2 separate regions of the Homo sapiens genome follow, and region 1 is linked to region 2. A link is an interaction called in ENCODE POLR2A ChIA-PET data of the cell type or tissue named here. Cell type or tissue: GM12878. All regions are shown on one strand. Links, peaks and the distances in the headings refer to the core of each region. The heading gives the core; the rest is flanking DNA.

Region 1 (5,000 bases), core at 1-5,000, 130 kb after region 2:
CATAGACAGTAAGATACTGTGCAATTGTTGAAAAAATACTGGTATGTACAAATAAAAAATGAGACAAAAAAAATCTGGTAAGTGAGGAAAGCAAAGTGCCAGATATATATGTATAGAACGCTACCTTTCTTGTAAAAAAAAAAAAAAGAGGGAGAGAGACTATATACATTCACACCTAAAGAAAGCCCTGCATGAATCCATATGAAATTTTTAAGGTAATTTCCTGTGAAAACGGTTTGGTAGTGGGAAGCTGGATTGATGGGGGAAAAGAAGAAACTCTTTACTGAATATATTGTTGTAAATATATATAAATTGGCCGGGTGTGATGGCTCATGCCTGTAATCCTAGCACTTTGGGCAGGCCTAGGTAGGCAGATCACCTGGGGTCAGGAGATCGAGACCAGCCAGGCCAACTGTCTGGTCTGGTGAAACCCCATCTCTACTACAAATACAAAAATTAGCTGGGTGTGGTGGTGCATGCCTGTAGTCCCAGCTACTGGGAAGGCAGAGGCAGGAGAATCGCTTGAACCCAGGAGGCGGAGGTTGCAGTGAGCCAAGATCACACCACTGCACTCCAGCCTGGGTGACAGAGTAAGATTCTGTCTAAAAAAAAAATATATATATATACACACACACACACACACACACACACACACACACACATACACATAAAAATAAATATGTATATACATAAATATATTATTACCTATTTGCAAAATTGACTTACCAACTCGAGTGAGAGGCAGCACAACATAGTGGTTAAGAATGCAGATTCCCTGGTGAATCCTGGCTTTTCTACTTGGCAATTTTGTGAGACCTTGTTCAAGCTTCCTCTCTGTGCCTTAGTTTTCTCATCCGATAAGTTAATTCTCATAAAGAAGTTATAACGAAGTCTGTCATAGAGTAAGTTGCCAGTATTATTATTATTAGTAGTAGAACTATTAAAGTGTTTAATTTTTAAAATCGCATTTGTAAAAGTTTTAGAAATGCCTGATTCTTTCTCGTATCTCTGTAATACCATGTTTAACTGAAATAGTGGATAAAGGCCTGTGGAGGTTGGGTCTCCCTCTGTCTCTCTTGACCTTCTGATTAAGAGCTTGGGCTCTTCAGCACACAGGATTAGGTTTGGATCCCACTCCCGAAGCTGCTCAGGAGCATGTTCCTTATGGGGTGCTGTAAGAGATGTGAAGATATTTGAATTCAATGGGTTGCTTTGATGGGACAGGGACTTGATTGAAGATACTGTATTCTGAAAGACCACAAAAGGAGATTATTCATTCATTCACTTTTGTGTTAATGTCTCTGTTCCAATTCTGCATTTAGGCTGATTCTGTTTTATGTCAGCTCTGTTACTACAACAATTTGGAGAGAACCATGTTCTGGAGTGGGCTGGTTGGGTTCTACATTTTGGTGAAGGACTGTCCAAGGCAAGCTACTGATGTGAACCAAACCCATAGTTTCATTCTAGAATCACTTAGTGATACTTGGAACTGAGAATGACTTGTCCAGATTATGCTGTGAGGTTTGGGCTCATACAGGAGGTAGGAGTCTATAGTCAGAGCCTTTGTTTGCTTTCTATTTCTTCCAGTCCAGTTACAGACAATGTTTGATGAGTTAAAAATTGGCCAATGCCAGATGTAGGGCCTGTCCTTCAAGGAGTTTTTTAGTAGTGGAGATGACATCCGTGATTAGCAGCATCTTGTAGCAATCTTTCTGAAGACCCTGACTCAAGGCACACACATTTGTAAGGTACCTAGCTGCACTTAGGGACAAAGGGTGTCTTGAGGAAATAAGGCAAGAAACTGGCTCTGTTAACTTGAAGGGAAAATGTATTATGCTCTAATTGCCATAATAGATATGATTATATTTATTTTAGGGAAAATCGAGATTCAGCAGTAAACACCTCAGGCAAGCAAGCCTAGCTAATTAGTGAGGGACAAGCAGGATTCAAGCCTGGGCCCCAGGCCTCTTAGATTCCATGTGCTCTTTTTAGAGTGGCTTTCATCGGTGGCTCTATAGAGTCTGATTATAATATCCAAGTTTCTTTATTTTAAATAGTTTAAAATAATTGGGGAAGTATTACCTCAGAATATAAGGATATTCTTTTATATACAGGTTGAGCACTCCAAATCCAGAAATCTGAAATGCCCCCAAATCTGAAACTTTATGAGTGCCGACCATTTGCTCAAAGAAAATGCTCATTGGAGCATTTTGGATTTCAGATTAAGTATATTGCAGATACTCCAAAATCCAAAATTTGAAACACTAACAGTTCCAAGCATTTCAGATAAGGGATACTTAGCCTGTACTTTGTTAATTTTTACTTTTGAAATATTATAAAAATATGATATTTTTTGTTGTTGATGTATCACCCATACATCCACATTTTCTTTACTTCCCCCAAACAGTAGAAACTTAAGAGGTTTTGTAGCCAGAACTTTTTTACTTAGCAGGATATTATATCTGGGTGTTAGCATGATGGGGGTGGGAACTAGGGCATTTCAGCAGTATTTTTGCTCAAGTGTTGTTTGCTTATAGTAACTGTAGCCTATGCCATTTGCTCTGAAGACAAAATTTAAAGATAATTTTAAAATGTGTATCACATTCTTAAAATAAAATCAAACAGCAAAAATTCCAGTGTCTCTTTTAAGAAGGTAAGACTTATGTATATACCTAAAACTGAGAGGTGTTTTTAAAATTTAAATGAGAGAGTTTTGAAGAACAGAGACACCTGGAGATGCCTCAGTCAGTGAGGGTGAGGGCAGGAGCTTTGGCATTTGGCCAGGGTTGAATTGTGGTTTTGCCTGTTTCTATCAAGTGGGCCTCACACAAAACCTCACGGTCCTAATCATGTCATGGTAGCATCATCAACTTGCTGGGTCATTACTAACCAGATGAGATGGCTCACAGAAGGCGCCCTGCACAGCTCCTTCTGCCTTAGCAGGCTGGTTTCTCCCCCTTGGCTCTGGTCTATGTTTCAGGCAGGAGATGCTGAGAGCATGGCTGTGGAAACTTGGCATAACACTCAGCATGAGGCTGTGTGAAACTGCTTTGCAAGATGCTTTCAGTGATGCCCAGTGAGTCAAGTTTTTGATGCAAAGAAGGACATTTTCCTTCTTTCATTAGTGGGTGTCCTTGGTTTGTTAAAATAGGTGTGAAAGTAGTGGATTACCGAAGAGATAAAATGACAATCCTAACATTCATTTTAAAAATTTAAATGTGAAAATAGCTGAGGGATTACTGTCTTCTTAATAAAACTGGTTAGGCATTACATGGAAATTTAAAACTGAAAACAAAGCCCTTTGTTTTTAAATTTTTACTTTTCAAGTAAAATTATGATTTACAGATTATTTACAGATTGCTTTTGGAAGGAGATACTGGGTGGTGTACATCTCATCCTCCTCCCCTTCCCTTTGTTGTTTCTTCTACGTAAACACTTGGTCAAGAGAAAGTAGAACTAGAGAACTGCAACTCCGCACCAAGTTACATTTGATTTGAAGAACGTTGGTGTTAATTTCATGGTGACATATTAGCGGGGAGTTTTTTTTTCTTTTTTTTTTTTTTGAGATGGAGTCTCGCTCTGTCGCCCAGGCGTGATCTCAGCTCACTGCAAGCTCCGCCTTCCAGGTTCATGCCATTCTCCTGCCTCACCCTCCCAAGTAGCTGGGACTACAGGCGCCCGCCACCACGCCCGGCTAATTTTTTGTATTTTTAGTAGAGATGGGGTTTCACCGTGTTAGCCGGGATGGTCTCGATCTCCTGACCTCGTGGATCCGCCCACCTCGGCCTCCCAAAGTGCTGGGATTACAGGGGTGAGCCACCGCGCCCGGCTGGGAGTTTGTCTTTTTAAAAAGAAATTGAAAGTTTTGTTCTTGCTTTAAGTATGAAAATTATTTGGTTTTGTAAAATTGGAGAAGGAGATGCAGGATTTTTACATTTCATAATACAGTTAAAATATATTTTCTGGCAAACAGGTTTTAAGCATGTATATACACTGTTCATTTAAATTTACATTTCTGGATGTTATAAAACCAGCCTTGTTAGTACACGTGATTCTGGCTTTTTTGTTGGAAGGAGGGAGAATGGAGGATTAAGGCAGATTAGAGTGTTGGGATAATGTCTGACTTTTTGTGTTCTGTGTGCTCAGAAATGAAATTCCTCCAAATCTGGATGTTACTATGGTGATATTAGCAAAATGTGACTTTTTGGTTGGTATAGTTTAGTACAGTGCTTGTAGGGGCAATAGACTGTGTCACTTGTTTTCTGAATCAATATGTTTTGCCAGTGCTGACATAACTTCATGAGGGTTTCTGGTGATGCAGAATTGCCACTGCCTGTCAAGATTTGCCCCATCTGTCAAACATCTGTCACATTCCACTGTGCTCCTAATAGACTGGATTACATCCAAGAGGCTGGAGAATCTGATGAAGAGAGCCTCATTCTAGGGTTTAATCCAGAATAAAAGCAACATTATTATAGCTACCATTTATTAAATCAGTCCGTGTTCCAGGCACTGTGCAAGATACATTATGACATTATCCTGAATGCATTTAAATGAAAGTTACTTCCTTAGCGCAGCTGCCACTTGATCCATGAATTTATGATCATAAGTAGATCAACTTGGACTCTCTGGACTGAGATGTCCCCTACTTTAAAACAGGGATGATCTCTCACTGATACTGGGAAGAAGAGCTCTGAGCTCTGCAAGACTAAAGGTGCTACTGTTTTATGGTAACTGCATTTTTGGCATTTGAAAGTCTAGATGCACACATTCAGCTTCTGTCTCAGTCCTGAGAGTGGTTGTGTTTTATTGGCTGATGAGTTATTTCCACATATCACATGTACAAGGTATTTGAATGAAGGTGCTTTGTAGTCATGACACACTACTCTTTTATTAATTATTAATATCTTAAGATTACAATTTGAGAGGTAGAGATGGTATTGTTTTTAATGGGTGTGGGGGGTGGTGATGATAGGTATTTTTACCCTGGTAAGTGACCT
Region 2 (11,144 bases), core at 3,060-8,059:
GAGAAAGTTGTTTTGATGCAAATGCTTTTACTAAGTTATGCATCTGAGATTCTTGGTAGTCTTTTACCAGTGAATAAACATCAAATTTTACCCTTTCACAGTTTTTCTCTTCTGCTATATATTCAATTATTATTCATTTGAATTCCTTTCTTCCTGAACATTATATTTGGAATTTTCCCAATGACACATTTTATTAATTTAAAAAACACTTTCCATTTTTTTCTCATTATCAAAACAAACTGTGCTCATTGTAGCAAATTCAGTAAATACAGAAAAGCAGAGAGAAGAAAATAAAATTCATCCTACCACCCGGTAGTAGTCACTTTCACATGTCATTTTAACCCTGCGACAACTTTTCGAAGCTTACGGGTTCAACTTTCCTGAAGTTCTTAGGCTTGGCCTTTGGCTTCCACCTTTGTCCTTTCTTTCCATCCTTATTCTTTCCTTTTTCCGTCCTTATTCTTTCCTCTTCCCCTCTCCCATTTTCTTTACATCTGCCAATTTATCAGTCAATAACAAATAGAAAGGGAAAATTAAATGTTTAATCTTATTATAAATATCTTATTATTGAATTAAATTTAGGTGTAATAGAGCCATGTGTGAAGACAGAAATTTGTCCATCAAATTTGATATTAATGGTAACTCCTAGCACTAGGCATCTCGGATATGAACTCAGTGAAACAGGAGTGGATCAGTTCATGGGGTTATCCAAAAAAGCTCACTTTCCCCAGCTCTACAGAATCAACAGTCTGAACTTCTCTAGAACAAAGGCTATCTTATTTACTGTGTTTTAATAATAATGGCACACTTATTAAGCATCAACCGCTGATAGAACTCGTTTACATATATTAATTAATTTAGTTTTCACAATAATCCTGTGGCAAATACTAGTAATATTACTCCCATTTTGCAGATGAGGCTACTGAGGCACAGAAAGATAAAGTGACTTGCTCAATGTTTCACAGCTTTTAAGGAACAGAGCTGGCATTAGAACCCTGGCAGTCTGTTTCCAATGTCTGTAGTTTTAAACCACTGCCAAGCTTCATCTAAAGTGTTTGCATATTTTGTAAGTTGTGATTTCTATAGCATATAATGTTAGAAATAACTTTAGATGGTTCATGGAGTTATTTTAAAAAATATTACGGTGGCACATGCCTGTAATCCCAGCACTTTGGGAGGCTGAGGTGGGCGGATCATGAGGTCAAGAGATCGAGACCAGCCTGGCCAACATGGTGAAACCCCATCTCTACTAAAAATACAAAAATTAGCTGGACGTGGTGGTGTGTGCCTGTAGTCGCAGCTACTGGGGAGGCTGAGGCAGGAGAATCGCTTGAACCTGGGAGGCAGAGCTTGCAGTGAGCCAAGATCGCGCCACTGCACTCCAGTCTGGCGACAGAGCGAGACTCCGTCTCAAAAAAGAATTTTATGTTATATGATGTGTGTGAGAAAACTATATCTTACACAGAAATCATAAGTATTTCTGCTTAGGATGAATAAAATTTTAAAGTCAATGTCAAGAAAAAATTAAGTAATTAGAGGTATAAATGGTATGTAAACGTTGCAAAAATAACAAAAGTGAAAGTGACATGCTAATTAACACTGTTAATGTAAACGCTCAAACCATTGGCTGGGTACGGTGGCTCACGCCTGTAATCCCAGCACTTTGGAAGGCCGAGGCGGGCGGATCACCTGAGGTCAGGAGTTCAAGACCAGCCTGGCCAACATGGTGAGATCCTGTCTCTACTAAAAATACAAAAATTAGCCGGGTGTGGTGGCACACGCCTGTAATCCCAGCTACTCAGGAGGCTGAGACAGGAGAATCATTTGAACCTGGGAGGTGCAGGTTGCAGTGAGCCAAGATCATGCCACTGCACTCCAGCCTGGGGGACAGAGCGAGACTCTCTCTCAAAACAAAAAACAAAAGACAAAAAAAAAAAACTCAAACCAAGATGTCACCTCTAATTCAATGTTGCACCTGGCAGAGATTCCCCACCAGCAGAGTGGATCAAAGATGGTAGGCCCAAACTCTCACCCATATTTTATCCTGTAGCACTGTGAGTGAGGCTTCACTGGTTGAACATTTTTTTAAGTAACACCTTTTGCTTTTCCATACATTACAGTCCTATTAGCTTATTAGACATTTTCTGCCTTGAACAATTGCCAGTCTGAGTTTCTTAGACTGAGGTTCCACCCAAGGAATAGGCAGAGAGCTGACAGTTATTCTATTACTAATCTTTGCTGTATTTTATTGACTTTCAGATAAATATGTTAGAAGTAATACCAAGTTGCGGTTCTTATAACCAAACCCTCAGCTGTGGGCTGGCTTCTTTAGATGGATATAGACCTCTTTTTATTGAAGTGTACATAAAACCTGTCCCTACAAAAATCAGGTTCAAGAGAGACAGTGTCATGGCAACTTTCGCAGTGGATAAGATAAACATGCGCTGTCTCTTCTTCCTTGAAATTTATTGTCAAGTAATTGAAGTCAGCTTCAATGACTTGATGCTGTAATCCTACAAAGCTCTTGTCTGTACAAAAGTTGAGCATATTTTTTCAATTTTTTTTAAAAAAGGTCCTCTTTATGATGATGCATGAGGCACTTTCTCTTTAATCTCAGTGACAGGAGTAATAGCCTTGTTTTTATTTTAGGAAATTAGGAATACAATAATTGTTTTTGATGTAAGAAATCTTAACAGCCAAGATTGTAGCCCTCATGTCTTAGCAATGAAGGGCTCTCATATCTCAGATACATAGAATCTATGGCATGCAGTTTTTGACTTCTCTTTTATCTCATCATTTTTCTGCTTATTTTTCCTTTGACCTGTTTTATTCATTCTTTTTTTTCAAAATTTTATTTTCTTTTTTGGCATACAAATGCATAAAATACAATTTACATGGTGTATGGAATAAAATGAGATGTAAATAAGAAGATTATTGCCCAAATCCTACGTGTTAGATTGTGATTCAAATCACCAAAGGCAGCAAAACTGTAGAAAATGTTTTTACTGCCAATCTCAACTAAATTCTGCTTGTGGGCCAAGCCAAATTTATAAGCCTTTGCCAATCCCACTCCCAGGCACATATGTTACAGTAGCATTTGACATCATGTTTTTTCCTCCTTCTGCTTTATGCCTCAATAACTGAATTGATTGCCTGGGTGTGGAGCCCATGCAAGCAAACTTTTCCATTTCTTTTTTCTATACAGGCTGCCTGATCTATTTTAGACTGGGTCTGGGTATTTGTGGTAATAGTCATGATTTTCTTCTTCTATTAAAGTTCATGGTCATTCTAGATGATAGATTTACTTAAAGTTAAAAGGAAGTTACTAAAGAAATTCACAGTAAAAAGAAAGAAGAAAACTAAAGTGCTAGTCAAAGCACTTCTTTGAGACTTGTGTGTAAAAGCCTAAAAAATATCTTTGCCATGTCCTTGTAAAACTATTTTCAGTTTAGCCCTTTTAATTAAACGGTCATCAGTAGTTTTTAAATATCCTGCTTCACTCTCTGTCTGTTCTGAAGATGATGGAAAGATGCATATATGACTCAAGTTTTCAGTGACTACTTTAGACTCAAATTTTATCTGTCATGGACATAGGGAATCCATGTTATGGGTGTCTGGAGAATCTATGAACCACCTGTATGCAGAATTTTGTAAAGACAGAAAAATGACCCTTAGCTTTCATTAAATTCTCAAAGGAGCCTGTCACCTAAACAAGGACTAGCTGCTCTGGAGGCAATTTAAGAAATGTTTATGCTCTCTTTGGTACTAACAATACCCTCAGCATCCTATCCTTTGACATTGAGCCAGCAGTACAATCACTATTGATTCAACTCAGTCAACAATTCTTAAGCTCTTCCATTGGCAAGGCACTATTAGGCCCCACTGGGAAACAAGGATGGTCTGGTGTAGTCCAGGCTTTCCAGGAGTTACAGCCTGGAGGGAGAGGGAGACAAGCATCTCAAATCTTAATGTGTGAGAGTATCAACTGGGGAGCTTATTTCACTGCAAATTCTGATCTAGTAATTTTGGAGTGGGGCCCCCAATTCTCCATTTTCTTACACACAGAAAGAAAGAATAATTATTATCTATTAGAATAAGATCTAATAGATAAGATTAAGATTTATTATTTTATTCTATTACCTATTAGAATAGAATCTAAAAAGTAAGAATAAGTATCACATACTTTACACATGTGCCTCACTTGAAGCAAAGAAACTCAATGTTGGCAAACTCAATGATGGTTTTATTCAACAGTTAAACCAGGAGCTTATCATTGCTATATTAAGTAATGCATCATTTACTATGTTGGTTCTCATCTCTGCCACATATTGGAATCACCTGGGAATCTCTAAAAACTACTGATGCCTGGCCCCCATCCCCAGCCAGCTGTCTTAATTGGTAAGGGTGCAATGTGAGCAAGGCTGGGGAGGTTTATAAGCTCTAAGATCATTCTAATGTGCAGCAAAGTTTAGAAACCACTGATCTAGTAGCTACCAACATTGTCTTTGAGTCTCATATCCAAAAGTGATTAGCAAAGTTATGATAAAAAACTTGATCTACCTGAGCCCTGAGTCTCCCACCTAAGGAGACCTTCTGAGCTTTCATTTCAGACACTGTATATCCATTTTCTATAATTTCTCTGTAACCTTTTCGAGGACTTGACTCTTATATTTTCCTACTATGCTAAAGGCCAATAATCAAGCACAATGAGAAGAAATAAATTGTTTAAGGTAACATGAGATCTATTTGTAAGAATGATCTTAAATAGTGCAAAGGACAAAGAATAGTTCAAAGTAGCATTGAAAGCTGCTTGGAAAGAAATGAAAAATTTCTATTAAAATATGTAAAGTCTATAGGAAAAGGTAGTAAAACTTGGCCAGGTGTGGTGGCTTACACCTGTAATTGCAGCACTCTAGGAGGCCAAGGCAGGAGGATCTCTTGACCCCAGGAGTTTGAGACCAGCCTGGGCAACAGAGTGAGACTCCATCTCTACCAAAACAAACAAAAAAAAATTAGCCAGATGTGGTGGTGTGGACCCATGATCCCAGCTACTCAGGAGGCTGAGGTGGAAGAATCACTTGAGCCTGGGAGGTTGAAGCTTCAGTGAGCCATGATTGTGCCACTGCACTCCAGCCTGGGCAACAGAGCAATATACTGTCTCAAAGAAAAAAGAAAAAAACCCAGCTTGGCCCACATGGTGAAACCCCGTCTCAACTAAAAATACAAAAATCAGCTGGGCATGGTGGAAAACGCCTGTAATCCCAGCTACTTGGGAGACTGAGGCAGGAGGATCGCTTGAACCCAGGAGTTGGAGGTTGCAGTGAGCCAAGATCACACCACTGCACTCCAGCCTGGGCCACACAGTGAGACCCTATCTCAAAAAAAAAAAAAAAAAAAAAAAAAAAAGGAAGAATAAACCAACACTGAGATATCTAATAGAAGACTTAAATTAGGGGAGAAATATAATGTGCTCCTGGATAGAAGGACTAGAAATATAATATGCCAGTTAACTTGATGGACTAGGAGTCAAATTCCTGTTTGATTCTCAGCTCTTCAGATGATTAACTTCTTGAATTTGGGCCAGAACTCATGGAAATACCGAAGACACAGCACACCATCAGGGCTCACAAAGGTTTTTCAGGAGCCAACACAGCTGTGGCCTCAAGAGAATCCAGACCAGTGATTTCCAAACTGTAATGTGCAAATTACCTGGGGATCATGTTAAAATGCAGATTATGATTCAGTAAGTCTAATGTTTGACCAGATATTCTGCATTTCCCACAAGCTCATGGTGATGCTGATGCTGCTGGTCTTGGACCACACTTTGAGCAGAGAGGATCTAAATTTCTTCAGCAATGAGAGTTATTAAACCCTTTTCTAGTGCTCTGCCAACATTGTGGTTCTTTCTCTGCCTCTGTGCCTTTCCATGTATTTGTAGCTTCTATCCCATCTCTAATCACTTGTATCTTAATTATTAATTCCACAAGAGAAAAGATCAAATTGATTTATCTCAAGGTAGTGGAAATATAGGCATCTTTTAAAAAATATTTTTTATTTCAATAGCTTTTGGGGTACAAGTGGTTTTTGGTTACATGGATGAATTATATAGTAGTGAATTCTGAGATTTCAGTGCACCCATTACCTGAGTAGTGTACCTTGTACCCAATATGTAGTGTTTTTTTTTTTTTTTTGAGACGGAGTCTGGCTCTGTCACCCAGGCTGGAGTGCAGTGGCGCGATCTCAGCTCACTGCAACCTCCGCCTCCCAGGTTCAAGCAATTCTCCTGCCTCAGCCTCCCGAGTAACTGGGACTACAGGCACCCACCACCATGCCTGGCTAATTTTTTGTATTTTTAGTAGAAATGGGGTTTCACCGTGTTAGCCAGGATGGTCTCGATCTCCTGACCTCGTGATCTGCCCACCTTGGCCTCCCAAAGTGCTGGGATTACAGGCGCGAGCCACTGCGCCTGGCCCCCAATATGTGGTTTTTTATCCCTCACCCCCCACCCAACCTCCTGTTTCTAAGCCTCCAAAGCCCATTATACCACTCTGTATGCCTTTGTATACTCATAGCTTAGCTCCCACTTATAAGGGAGAGTATGCAGTTTTTGATTTTCCATTCCTGAGTCACTTCACTTAGAATAATGGTCTCCAGCTCCATCCAAGTGCTGCAAAAGACGTTATTTTGTTCCTTTTATGACTGAGAAGTACTGCATGGTGTATATATATCACATTTTCTTTGTTTAATTTTTATTTTTATTTTAAGTTTTGGGGTACATGTGCAGCATGTGCAGGTTTGTTACATAGGTAAACATGTGCCACGGTGGTTTGCTGCACCTATCAACCCATCATCTAGGCATTAAGCCCAGCATGAATTAGCTGTTTTTCCTTATGCTCTCCCTCTCCCACCACACACCCCAGCAGGCCCCAGAGTGTGTTGTTACCCTCCCTGTGTCCATCTATTCTCATTGTTGAGCTCCCACCTGTAAGTAAGAACATGCGGTGTTCTGTTTTGTTACTGTGTTAGTTTGCTGAGAATAATGGCTTCCAGCTCTCTCCATGTCCCCGCAAAGGACATGATCTCATTCATTTTTTTTATGGCTGCATACTATCCCATGGTGTATATGTACCACATTTTCTTTATCTACTCTATCATCGATTGGCATTTGGGTTGATTCCATGTCTTTGCTATTGTGACTAGTGCTGCAATGAACATACACATCCATGTATCTTTGTAATAGAATGGGTTATATTCCTTTGGGTGTATACTAAGTAATGGGATTGCTGGGTCAAATGGTATTTCTGCTTCTAGCTCTTTGAGGAATTGCCACATCATCTTCCACAATGGTTGAACTAATTTACATTACCATCAACGGTATAAAAGTGTTTCTATTTCTCCACAAATATCACATTTTCTTATCCACTCATTGGTTGATGGGCACTTAGGTTGGTTCCAGATCTTTGCAATTGTGAATTATGCTGCAATAAACATACATATGCATGCGTCTCTTTAATATAATAACTTCTTTTCCTTTGGGTAGATACCTGGTAGTGGGACTGCTGGACCAAATGGTAGATCTACTTTTAGTTCTTTAAGAAATCTGTATACTGTTTTCCATAGAGGTTGTACTAATTCACATTCCCACAAGCAGTGTATAAGCATTCCCTTTTCACCACATGCACACCAACATCTATTGTTTTTTGACTTTTTAATAATGGCCATTCTGACTGGGGTAAGGAGATAGTTCACTGTGATTTTAATTTGCATTTCTCTGATGATTAGTGATGTTGAGCATTTTTTTCATGTTTCTTGGCCATTTGTATATCTTCTTTTGAGAAATGTCTATTCATGTCATTGCCCATTTTGGATGGAATTATTTCATTTTTTTCTTGCCGATTTATTTGAATCAAATTTGTTTGAGTTCCTTGTGGATTCTCAATACTAGTCCTTTGCCATACACACAGTTTGCAAATATTTTCTCCCATTCTGTGGGTTATCTCTTTACTCTGTTGACAATTTCTTTCACTGTGCAGGAGCTTTTTAGTTTAAATAGATCTCATTTGTTTATTTTTGTTTTTGTTGTATTTACTTTTGGGAATTTAGTCATAAATTCTTTGTCTTGGTCAGTGTCTAAAAGAGTTTTTCGGAAGTTATCTTTTAGAATTTTTATGGTTTCAGGTCTTAGGTTTAAGTCTTTGATCTGTCTTTAATTGATTTTTGTGTTAGGTGAGAGATAGGGATCCAGTTTCATTCTTCTACATGTGGCTAGCCAGTTTTCCCAGCACTATTAAATAGGGTGTCTTTTCCCCCATTTATGTTTTTGTATGCTTTGTCGAAGATCAGTTGGTTTTAAGTATTTGGCTTTATTTCTGGGTTCTCTATTCTGTTCTATTGGTCTATGTGCCTACTTTTATACTAGTACCATGCTATTTTGGTAACTATAGCCTTGTAGTATAATTTGAAGTCTGGTAATGTGATGTCTCTAGATTTGTTTTCTCTGTTTAGTATTGTTTTGGCTATGTGGACTCTTTTTTTGGTTCCATAGGAATTTTAGGAATTCTTTTTCTAATTCTGGGAACAATGATGTTGATATTTTGATGGGAAATGCACTGAATCTGTAGATTGCTTTGAGCAGTATGGTCATTTTCACACTATTGATTCTCCCAATCCATGAGCATAGGATGTGTTTCCATTTGTTTTTGCCATCTATGATTTCTTTCAGCAGTGTTTTGTAGTTCTCCTCGTATAGATCTTTTACTTCCTTGGTTAAGTATATTCCTAGGTATTTTATTTTATTTTGCAGCTGTTGTAAAGGGGTTGAGTTCTTGATCTGATTCTCAGCTTGGCCGTTGTTGGTGTATAGCAGTACTACCGATTTGTGTACGTTGATTTTGTAACCTGAGACTTTACCATGTATTTAGTAGCTTCTTCCTCACATTTAATTAGTCCAAATGCATAATGTATAATAAAGTCAAAACTGACATTGGCCAAGATCAAAGACCTTCAGAATCCCCTCCTCTGATCATTCTTGCTTTTTGTAGCAATATTAATATTCACTATTTTTTGAGCACCCACTATGTGTGAGGTGTGGGTTGGATGTTTTGCATACATTCTCATTTCATTTTCACAACAACCGTACAAGACAGACTTTATTAATTTCATTTTCTGGAAAGGAAAACTAATAATTTTGGTTAACTCAGTATCCAAATTGATTTGTACAGAAATCTGAGGCTCACAGAGGCAAAATATATTATCCATGGTCATACAACTGGAATTTGAACCCATGTTTGCCAAACTCTAAGTCCTGTGCTATTTCTGGTACATTTCCTAAATCTTACTGAACATATTCATTGTCCTCATCCTGACATTCTCTCTCCTTTTAGGCCATAACCCATATTCTGGCTTCCCTTATTTCAAGTATTTTATGGTAGCATCCCAGAAACCAACGACTCCACATACATTTCTTGGTTTTTACTTTGCCCATTCTCATGCCTAATTCTTACCATCTGATTTTTGTCCTCCTGCTCCAATGTCTGGAGATTAAAATAATATAAAAATGTGGAGTAAATCCTTTGGAAGCTGGAAGATTTATTTAGCACCTAAAAGGTTAACTCCAGTGCCCACACAGGTGTTGTTGATGGGTGCCAGTCAAAAGCAGCTAATACTCAAAGAATAACTCAGTCTTATGAAAACACAGCCAGACCTTTTAGGAACCAGGCCAGGAGCAGTTTCAGCTGTAGACCAAAAGGATGAAGACTGAGTCCACAGGGAACATTCCAGGAATCACATAAATACCTGAGACTTAGTACCAGGGCGTGAGCAGGGCTTGGATCTAGAAGAGCCTGGTACGGCTAGAGGTCATGCTATAAGCATCCAAATAGACAGGGTGTAGGCTGCAAGACACAGTGGGCTAGCTGAGTGTTCTGCCTCTTTCCTAAGGAGTGGCCTGTGGCTACCCGCTATGTTTACACTCAAATGTGCAGAGTCTGAAGCAAAGTATCTAAAGTTAATCTTCAGTGGCTTGGGCTGAGGACTCACTGAAGTCAGCAATCCTTGAATCAGCTCTCTTGATTTTCTATTACGTTCCCTACAGCATTTACCCTATTAGTTTCTAGTCACAGCCTCTCACCCTTTCTAAACAACCCCAGCATGACTTTACTCTGAATTTGGAGATGTTCCATGTGAGCATCAGTTTCCTTCCAGTCCACCTTAGCAAATTCTTCAGCATTTTAATTTTTTAAATTCGTCTTCTCCTTCCATCCTCATGCCTTCCATCTTGGAACTCACACTTGCTCCACCACTGCTGCTTCCTTCAATGGCATCTTCTCTTACCTGCCTTTTCACTGGTCTCCTCTCTCAAGTTCTTTCTATTACTCAGGTCTTTCTTATCCTAAAGTATTTATGTACTTTCAATTTTCTTGCCTATTTGAGGCACTCTGTTTCCTCATGCCATCTTCAGTTTCTACTTCCTCACCTCCAACTATCATTCAACCCTTTGCCACTGACTTGTGCTAAAATATCTCCTTTCCAGCTAATCAGGGACATCTAATTGCCAAGACCCCTGTAGAGCTGTGGATCCCCTTGACCGCTTCCTTCCACTGGCAACTCTCGCCTCTATGGTGCTGAAACCCCTGGTTCCTCTCCTGTTCCTTCTTTGCTTTGTTTTACTGTCTCCTCTTCCCACAGCCCATATATAGGCAAGTCCTAACATTTGCTTTATCCCTAATGATGGTAAAAGCTTCCACTACTTAAGCCATATACTCTACACATCAATCCAGTTTCAGTGTCCATCATTGACCTACTGAATCCAGCTCTGCCCTTTGAGTTGAGTTTATTTTAGTCTGGTTGTCCTGATTGGGTCTCAAGGTGCTCATCGTTTTCTGTATGCCCTCCCTCCTAACCTCAGAGAATAATAGTTATTATAATTATAGTTACTAATATGTATATGTTATAGATGTGCTTCTATGTGCTATAGGTTATCTATTGCAATGCCAATGGCATCTCAATGAGGTAGGTGTTTTTATCCTCATTTTATAAATGAGAACACTGAGATCGTGATATAACTGGCCCAAGTTCATACAGTGGAGCTGGGATTCAAAGCCAGATCTAACTGCATCAACCTATATTAACTTTTATGCTTTGAG

What was found. Peaks named below come from ENCODE experiments on the same cell type or tissue, not always from the same donor. Only the 100,000 strongest peaks of a DNase experiment are listed, where the experiment ranks them.
Region 1: POLR2A ChIA-PET joins it to region 2 with 5 read pairs; 3 of 35 experiments call an interaction of 5 or more read pairs at or near these places.

What each region holds. Positions count from the first base shown.
Region 1 is chr6:53,891,387-53,896,386 of GRCh38, forward strand. All of the region lies in intron 4 of LRRC1 (leucine rich repeat containing 1), which reads left to right. Among named protein-coding and RNA genes, the nearest start is that of LRRC1, 99 kb to the left of the region's middle. In GM12878, for the core only: no CTCF peak of the experiment used is centred there; a DNase peak (open chromatin) is centred at 2,841.
Region 2 is chr6:53,755,634-53,766,777 of GRCh38, forward strand. All of the region lies in intron 2 of LOC124901334 (a long non-coding RNA gene), which reads left to right. All of the region lies in intron 2 of LOC124901333 (a long non-coding RNA gene), which reads right to left. Among named protein-coding and RNA genes, the nearest start is that of LRRC1, 34 kb to the right of the region's middle. In GM12878, for the core only: no CTCF peak of the experiment used is centred there; no DNase peak of the experiment used is centred there.